Linked DNA regions of Homo sapiens: region 1 is linked to region 2. The links are chromatin loops, found by intact Hi-C in ENCODE. Cell type or tissue: endothelial cell of umbilical vein. All regions are shown on one strand. Each heading gives the region's core, and the rest is flanking DNA. Links, peaks and the distances in the headings are about the cores only.

Region 1 (4,783 bases), core at 357-4,356, 180 kb before region 2:
CTTAGCATCTTTCTCTGTGTCATCCTCCTTCTCAATCTTCCTTACAGCTTTCATACAGTTAATGAGAACACTGCTCTCTTTACTTGCCCTCAATTCCCCATCTTGGGAGGGGTTGGTTCCCTGGAAGCAGAGCCCAGGATGAAGCACTTGAATAGGAATCCACATTACACAAGGTGGGGTAAAGTCCAGGGAACTACTCCTGCTTCCAGGGACCATTTTCCAGCTCAGCCTTCAATCACGAAATGTTTCTTCTTGTCAAATGGGTAGATAATATAATCCTCCTTAATAGCTCTCTATATCAGAAAGAATATAGCTAGACAGAGTGGGGTTTTGTTGTTGTTGTTGTTGTTTAGCAAGAATGCTGCAAAGCCAAGAAAACAGACAAAAGAAATTGCCAGGGTTAACACGGCAGACAGCAGGCATTTTGTCGAATACATCAAGGTAGTGAGCAATTGAACAAAACTCCATTAAATAAAGTTAGTGTTGAACATGTGCACATGTGAGGCCAAGGACTTCTTAGTCACCTTTTTCTCTGTAAAACATATTGCTAGATGCCCATGGCACACCAAGTGCTTCTGGAAAGCCAGTGCACTCTTTCTGTACACTTCTACCCCCTGCAGTTCAGTGGGTTATCATCAAATAATTTAACAAAATGTTATGTTAATTGATTAAATGGGAGGACAAGACCAAACCTGGTCTATCTTCAATGACTAATTGAATAAGATGAATGCTTTGGAAAAGCTAAATAAAAGCAAGTCACAACAAAGATGAAAAAAAATCAGTTATTGTATTAGGTGTGGGAGAGACAATGGCAAAAGATTCAAAGCCAATTGTAGAGCCTAGGAGGAACTGGACTTTTTTGTACATATTTGAATGCAAAGGTCTCTGGCCATTTTTAAGAAACAAAAACTGGAAATACTGAATAATGCATTATTGATTAAATTGTTCTATGGATACAGGAAAAAAAAAATCAAACAGTGGCACCATACTCAGGACAAGGCTTTGACTGTTTTTCCCAAAAGACTAGAAAATGAGTGGACTTTTATGTTTAGGTTTAAAACATTCAAAGTGTATAATTTGAATAACTTTTTCTTAGCTAGACTAACTAGTTTTTAACTAGACACATCTGATTATGTCAGATGTAAGGACTTCCACTGAAGTAATGAAAGCTCTACAATGATACAGTGAACTCTCAACACACATAATCTGGGACCAAGTTTCTGTAACATTGAGGAGGATCAACAGTCTGTGGGGTCAAAACATCTGGACTAACTGAATTACGAAGCTGGAAACTTCTTTTCCAATGTCAATTTAAGTTTATCACCTACTCCTGATATCAGAATTCCATCCTATGCTGGTTACAGCTGTTACATTTAAATACATCTATTGTGTGGTAAGTGATATATCCAGCAATCGTCATTCCCCAGTATGAGGTTAATCATTCCCACTCAATCCCTTTGTCATCTTTTCATATCCCAAAGTAAAGAACGCCTACTTGTATCTACATATCAAGGTGCTGGGGCGGGTGACCTGTAACTGAATATCAGAATCAAGGAATTGGTGTGAAGAATAGGCAAATCCAATCTTTATAAGACTTACTCCTACCTGCATAGACTGCTTAGAGCTTTTATTAAGTGATACTTTAAAATAGACTGCTTTCTATCAAGTACTTGCACCTATGTACATCTGAATTAGTGGCTATCAGTCCTCAGAATTTAAAGCGGTTGCTAACCTGACTAGCTGGTACACAAGAAAAGAAAATCTCCTGGCCTAGTTCTATGTATGCAGTTCAGTGAGTCATTTCCTAAGTACAGTGGTTATCATGCTGGCTTTGTACCAGTGAGTTTTTGGTGCTCAGAGTCAATTCTTCCAAATAACTTTGGTTTGTAAAGCTTCATTGCTTCAGAAGCCTTGTCTTCTACTCATAATCCATACGTAAGTTAGAGCCAGGAAAGGTTCAAGTTCTGAGAAACAAGAAAAAATAAAATGCCCTCCAACTTATCTTGACCTCCTAGGAAACAGGACTAGGTCATTCTTTGTATGGTACCCCACACTGTCATCCAGAAAGTTTTAACATCCTTGCTGCCATTAAAAATATATGATTTCAGCATCACCTACGGGTCACAAACTGTACAGGGATGAGTCAGTCCCTAATCTCAGAAAGCTCCATCTGGTACCAAAAGATAGGTGAATTACATAAACAAATCATAATACAGAGATGCAGGCAGGAAGAAGGGCTCCCACCAGGTGCTGTGGAAGGAAACAGGAAAGACGCTTGAGCTTGGAAGGGGCAGGGTGTTAAGGAAGACCTCTCAAAGCATTAGGTTTGAGGTACAAAGAGACACTGGCCTATAAGGAAGAGTAGAAGGTTATTCTGGACAGACAATAGAACAAAGATGCAGCAGCAAGAGAGAACATAAATCCTATGCGATTATAATAATACCCAGCAGTCCACATGGAAGAGAAAATGCTGGAAAGATGTCCCAGGGGTACAGCATGACCATTATTTTAAGCCATACTAGAAAGCTAATGATGAAGTCAGATTGTGTTTTAGAAAGATCACACCAGTGGGATTACAGTGGTTGAGTAAAAGGAGCCAGGCCAGGCGCAGTGGCTCATGCCTGTAATCCCAGCACTTTGGGAGGCAGAGGTGGGTGGATCATCTGAGGTCAGGAGTTCGAGGCCAGCCTGGTCAACATGGCGAAACCCTGTCTCTACTAAAAATACAAAAAATAAGCCAGGCATTGTGGTAGGCACCTGTAATCCCAGCTACTCAGGAGGCTGAGGCAGGAGAATCACTTGAACCTGGAAGTCGGAGGTTGCAGTAAGCTGAGAGCGCGCCGTTGCACTCCAGCCTGGGTGACGAGAGTAAAACTCCATCTCAAAAAAAAAAAAAAAAAAAAAGAGAGAAAGAAGAAAAAGGAGCCAGCCGATAAGCATCAACTAGCTAAATGTAATAGAATACCATTAAAAGAAGACTTTAGTAGGATATGATTAAATTTGGAAGGACACTGTGACAGACACCAGTACCATTTCCCTCCTTCCTTGCTAACAACTCCTCTGTCAAGCTGTGTTGCAGGACGCGACTGCCTCTATTGAAAAGAACTGACAAATTGTTCAGAAAGGTAAATGAGATGAGCATGTCCGGCTTGGGATGGAAGTGAGAGCCTCTAAATTGGATGCAAGAGCAGAACATGATGGCAAACCCCGTCCCTCTACTTTCAGAGCATTGATTTGATGTCTGGAGCTGGAGCTTCTATCTTACAGTTGTGAGGAAACAAGTAGGGGGATTAAGAAGTCACAGTAACAAGGATGACAGAGCAGATGGATGGAAAGAAGCTGGGTTTGTGATGACACTGTTGAGTCTCTGCTCCTGTCTGTGCTGAGTCCTCTACCTCTAGTCTTCCTGTTAATTAAGTAATACATTTAAACTACTGTGAGTTGGATTTTCAAATGTCTCCAAACATTTGAAAGTAACGCATAATGAAGATAATTAATTAAGAAAACTAAGGGATGAAGAGCTACTGACACAAGAACTGGGCTCTGTTTTTTTTTGTTTGTTTAAATAAATCAATGAAAAACAAATGTCTCCTTTCACAACAAAATGTTGAAAGAAGATGTGTTATATTTTAACAGAGTAATGTAAAATGTAAGAGACACACATTTGCTTAGTAATGGTAGCAAAAACACTTTTAATCTTGAAGCTAAAACAAACGTTAGTTATGAGCCATTAGAAGTTTGTAGTAAGTTTAATGTGCCTTATGGTTTTTATAGGAGTTTTCTGACAGAAAAACCACATTAACTTAAAAATTCCTATTTATTTTTATGTCAACATTAAAAGGAAAATACTATTAACTGAAGCATTATCTTGCAAATGTGGGAATTTTCTTTTATACAAGAAAAGAGTTTGAGGCTGGGCGTGGTGGCTCATCCCTGTAATCCCAGCATTTTGGGAGGCCGAGGCGGGCGGATTACCTGAGGTCAGCAGTTCGACACCAGCCTGGCCAACATGGTGAAACTCCTTCTCTACCAAAAATACAAAAATTAGCCAGGCGTGGTGGTGAGCACCTGTAATCTCAGCTACTCAGGAGCCTGAGGCACAAGAATTGCTTGAACCTGGGAGGCGGAGGTTGCAGTGAGCCAAGATTACACCCCTGCACTCCAGCCTGGGCAACGGAGCAAGACTCCATGAAAGAAAGAAAAGAAAGAAAGAAAGGAAGGAAGGAAGGAAGGAAGGAAGGAAGGAAGGAAGGAAAAAAAAAAAAAAAGAAAAGAGTTTGGCTATTTTACTCTCCAGGACCCCTGTTTCTTTCTTTCTTTCAAAGAAACAAAAAAAAAGAGTAAATCCTTGTTTTCAAGAGATCTTTAAAAATGAGGCTATAAGGTAATAAAATAACTTCAGATTGTATAGCTGGGACTTAAATATTTGTAGGAAAAATGAATTTGACATCTTATGACATAACTATTTGTATTTCAATGCCTTAACTTTATAAATTCAACACTAAAGACTAAAGAAGGGAGAGTATAAAAGCTTTAATTTGGTATATAGACTTTCAAATGCAGAGAACTTGAGTTTGATGCATTTGAACAGATGGGTATGTTGGTCTGTTTATATAAATCAAGCTGCCCAGATATACCAGGTAGGTCAACCTTTGTTTGGTTCTATTTGTTTCTATAACTAGAAATTCTCCAACGAAGTTTTCTGAGTTTAGTAAAGACTGGCAAATTTAGGCGAGAGAGGGAGCATGTGTAACCAATGCTGAGCGATTTATAGAATAAGAAG
Region 2 (4,739 bases), core at 1-4,000:
TTTCTGATTAGTTGGGTTTTTTATATCAAACTATATTTCATGTTGCATAGATTTCAAAACATAATTTTATGTTCAATGGGTATTTTTTTACATATACATACTCACATATTATATCATGGTGATTATGATGGTTAAAGCCTTTACACTGAATGTAATGTTTAATAAAGAAATTACAAATTCTCACTTTCTAAGAAGCTTTCACTAATCATTACCTATGTTAAAGCTCCCACCTGGTGGCTCATTTTTCATAGCATTCCTTGTGTAAGCCAAGGTATATGACCTGCGTTTTCTGCAGATGCTGCTGCTGTCACAACATGAACTGCTGACACAGTCCTTTACCTTGCTCCACCTCTGCAGTGATCATAAGTGCTTTGTGCCCAGAGGCCACTGAAGATGGTAGGCAGGATTCTTTCCAAGAACCCAAACTGCCTTTGCCTCAGCTTTATGGTTACCTAAAATTGCCACTTTTTTTAGGTTAAAAAAAACTTCAGTATCCTCATTAACATTTGAAGTTGGTTTCTTATGAATATTTCGTGGCTAAAATGATTTTATAGGGAATCTATCTTCTAGGATCTAAGCCACTAAATAAAAGGATAAATGAATGATGATAAGTCAGTCACTCATGTTTGACTCTGTTCTTAGAATGAAGAGAAGGTGCATATGCATGTCTCAATTTCTACCTTTTTCTGTGGTATCGGCTATACTAGGGAACCATTTTGTAGAAGAAGGAACGATGACAGGTCGCATGAAGATCAGCCTCTAGTACTGATGATCTTTACTTATGCATCTTCCTGAGCAACTTTCTAGGCTAGGATTTCTAAATTGGTGAAAAAAGCAGCATTAGAGTGCCAGAATTAGCACTGGGGAAAACTGGCCAGGGGAACACAAAGCAGGAGACAGCCTGCGTTAATTTTTTTTTTTTAATAATTTTCAAAAGCAGTGGTAGAAAATTTGATAAGAATGCTTTATGTTTAGGACAACAAAAATAATTTTAAAAAGTTATTTTTTACCCTAATACTTTTCTCCACTGAATATTATTATTTTTTTCTTAGCTTTTTCTTTCTAGATGTATTCCCCAACATGCTCACATACACAGATCTTTCCCTTTCCTTACTAGACCTCTCTTTAGTTTAAGATAAGTTTAGACAGGAGAAAGTGTATGTAAACTACCTGAAAGGATGACAATCAATACAATGACAAATATGCCAGTTTATTTAATTTGTTTAAAAAAAAAAAGGCAGAAAACCCACCATGGGAAAATAAGCATTTTTTAAAATCTGAAGTTGCTCTTTTCCTGTGTGGTCTTTGGGAGGAGTCTAATACAAAAACTGAAAACCTTTGGTCCTGGGAATTTATTTTCATGGCTGTTGTCATGGCTGAGTAGTTTTTTGATGAATTCAATCAATGCAGAGAACGCTTTTAGATAAATCAGAACTCTCCTTAAAATGCATTTCAATCAGAAGCAAAGTACACCCATTATTTATGCAGACATGTAAAAAATCTAAAAATTCTTGCAATGAGTAGTATAAGCCACCTATTTTTACTTCCTTCTCTGAAATATTCCAGTTAACTCAGCTTGGGTTCTGTGCTCCTCCTCTCTTCCTATAGAACACTGTGCATACCTTGAATAAAGAGCTTATTATACTATATTGTTATTTTCTTCCATCCTACCTAATGAATTGAGCTACTTTAGGATAGGACAAAGTCTTTTATTTCCGTATTCCTTGCCAGGTGCCCAGCACATAGAAAGTGTCTAGTAAATGTATTGAGTTAGTAAATGGATGAGTAGATGACTGGCACTGTGTGGATCCAGGATACCTTCTAGCTCCCATTCTATAGCATGAAGAGTTTAATGACATTAAGCCTGTGTGCTTGGTATAGTTTCAAGATAGCGATTAAAAACAATGGGTTCTTTTCCTATGGTATTGGATTAGAATTAGAAACATCAGTATGAACTCATGGGTTTTTAAAAGTAAGTATAGATTAATAGAAATATAGAAATATTTAACATGTAGTAATACACACACACATATTTCCTAGTTGTGTCCTCTGATAGAGCCTAGTAGCAGTGACAGCCCAATTACAACTGTGGGCACTCAGATCTTGATGTCTAAATTCTCTTCTTTAAAAAAAAAAGGAAGTCTTAGATTTCTGATTCCTGGGCTGCAACAGGAAAAGCACAAGGTGAGTCTAAAATACTTGCTTTGCCAGAAAGGAAGTACTTAAATAATGATGGGAAGTATCTAAAGGACACAGCAGATTGAGGGTTTACCATCTGCCAATCTGGAACAATTTGAGCATCAAAGTCAATCGTCATAGTAATAAATAATAACACATGGAATAAGAAACCACAAGTCCACACAGATATAAATGAATGAAAGAATAAATGGAGAGGTGAGAAAGGTCTTCCTGCTCATGTAAAAGGAATGCTGGATTTAGAAAATCACCACATGGCATCTACCATGGTAGTAATTGTTTGGGCAAGACTCATCAGTGGATGCTAAAATTGGTAGGTGAAAGTTTGATAGAAACAGGATATTTACATAGTCTTGAATTATGTAAGACATTTTACAAGGAAAAAGTTGTTTACAGTATAGAAACCTGGTAGATACCACTTTAGGTGATAATAGTTAACACCACTAGTAATGGGACAAATAGAGACCATAGGCCTGCTGAGAAGAGCACACACTTACATGGTTCCTGCTGAAAATGCATAACCTGAATCTACTCATGAAATATCAGATGAATCCAAACTGAGGGATTTGTATAAAATAGCCTATATTCCTCAAAAATAATGTCATGAAAAGTTCTAAGGAACAGTTCCAGAGCAAAGGAGACTAAAGAGATAAGACAGCTAGATGCAACAGGAGATTCCAGATTGGACCCTGGGCCAGGAAAGGAAAAAATATGAATATTTTTAGTGTGTCTGCATATGTGTATATATATAATATATAGCATATATATGTGCGTGCACACACACACACACACACATATATATATATATAATATAAGCAGTCATCCCCAACTTTTTTGGCACCAGGGACCCCTGTTGTGCAAGACCATTTTTCCACTGACCAGGGGCAAGGGGGCGGGGATGATTCTGGGATGAAACTGTTCCACCTTAGATCATCAGGCATTAGTCAGATTCTCATAAGGAGCACGCAAGCTGGATTCCTCGCATGTGCAGTTCACAATAAGGTTCCCGGTCCTATGAGAATCTAATCATCTAATGCTGCTGATCTGACAGGAGGAAGAGCTCAGGCGGTATTGCTCACTGGCCCGCTGCTCACCTCCTGCTGTGTGGTCCAATTCCTAACAGGCCAGGGACTGGGAATGGGACTGGGACTGGTCCATGGCCTCAGGAGTTAGGGACCCCTGTTATAAAGGATATTATTGGTGCAACAGGAAAATTTTGAAGACCTGTGGATTGGATAATAGTATTAATGTTAATTTCTTGATATTTATGCTGTACATAAGATAATATACTTTTAACAATACACACATGTATTTGATTCTAAAGAGGCACCCTGTCACCAACTTACTCTCAAATGGTTCAGGAAAAAAAAAGGTATGTGTGTTTGTATATTCATACATATACAGAGAGGATAGTGAAAAAAATGTAGGAAATTGCTAACATTTTGGGAATGTGGGAGCAGGAAATACTGAACTCAATTGTACTTTTTAAAACTTTTCTATAATCTGAAATTATTTCAAAATAATAGTTTAAAAATGATAGTTCTTAAAGATTATGCGCTCTATATGGAAGTCAGTCTCTCTCTGAATCAAATAGCTAATCAATTTGTTGAAATAGTATTTCACTCTCAAAATTCTGTGGTCCATTGGATGCAACTTTAATAATTTTATAGTCATTGGTTTGCTGGACAAGTAAAACAATTTTTTGACAATTCTAAGGAAGTATTTTTCTACTGCCCTCTAATTTATCTAGGTCAGCACTTCCCATGAGTTTTATGCAAAAACAAAATTTGTGTAATCAGGGAAATTTGAGAATTGTTTCATTTTCTTCACAATTTCCTGTCTACACTGTGAATCTGCAATCAGCAAATGTCCCATTATTTTTTACAAATATATACAGTCACCTCTCAGTGTCCTTGGGAGATTGGTTCCAGGACCCCCGGAGGATACTGAAATGCATGTATGCTCAAGTCCCTCATATACAATTTCTCAGCTCCCTTCCCCTCAATTTTTATTTAGTCGGCTTGGGTAGGAATGAGGGGGGTGGGGTCAGAAATTTTAAAAAGCTGCTCATGTGCCTTTGATGCAGCTTATTTAGGAAGCACTTTAGGGAGCCACCAATCTAGAATTTTTCCCTGGCTGTGTGTAAACAAAGCATCTTAGCTCAGAAGGGGTCTTTAAATAGGATCTAAACTAGTGATTCTCAGTGTGGCCTGTGGATTGCCTTAATATTAGCCCTGCCTTGGAGATTTTTAATAAATAACCTAGATGACTTAATACACACTGGACTTTAAGACATATTGATATTAAAAACTATCACTTAAAAAAAATCAGAAAACCAAAGAGCAAGGTAACCAATTTCATGGTTTCCTAAATGGTTTTCAGTGTAGTTTGGAGCAGCCCTGTGAGAGCTTCATGACTATAGCTCCTGTCACCTACCTTGTCCCATATTTCAAGTCAAGATTATACAGTCATGTTTTCATTCATGCCCAGTGACTTTTATCCTCCCTATGTGAAGATTTGTGTATAGAATACACTGGGAATCC

The links. A loop is a pair of places that touch in the nucleus more often than their neighbours do. Peaks named below come from ENCODE experiments on the same cell type or tissue, not always from the same donor. Only the 100,000 strongest peaks of a DNase experiment are listed, where the experiment ranks them.
Region 1: a loop joins it to region 2, with 2.8 times the contacts of the local background. A loop is called at or near these places in 1 of 110 quality-filtered maps.

Annotation. Positions count from the first base shown.
Region 1 is chr3:108,340,381-108,345,163 of GRCh38, reverse strand. All of the region lies in intron 2 of HHLA2 (HHLA2 member of B7 family), which reads right to left. Among named protein-coding and RNA genes, the nearest start is that of HHLA2, 46 kb to the right of the region's middle. In endothelial cell of umbilical vein, for the core only: no CTCF peak of the experiment used is centred there; a DNase peak (open chromatin) is centred at 1,943; H3K27ac peaks cover 1,264 bases.
Region 2 is chr3:108,157,720-108,162,458 of GRCh38, reverse strand. It overlaps IFT57 (intraflagellar transport 57), which reads left to right. Exons shown (of 11, transcript NM_018010.4): 11 at 1-1,647. Among named protein-coding and RNA genes, the nearest start is that of LINC01215, 35 kb to the right of the region's middle. In endothelial cell of umbilical vein, for the core only: no CTCF peak of the experiment used is centred there; a DNase peak (open chromatin) is centred at 2,478; H3K27ac peaks cover 206 bases.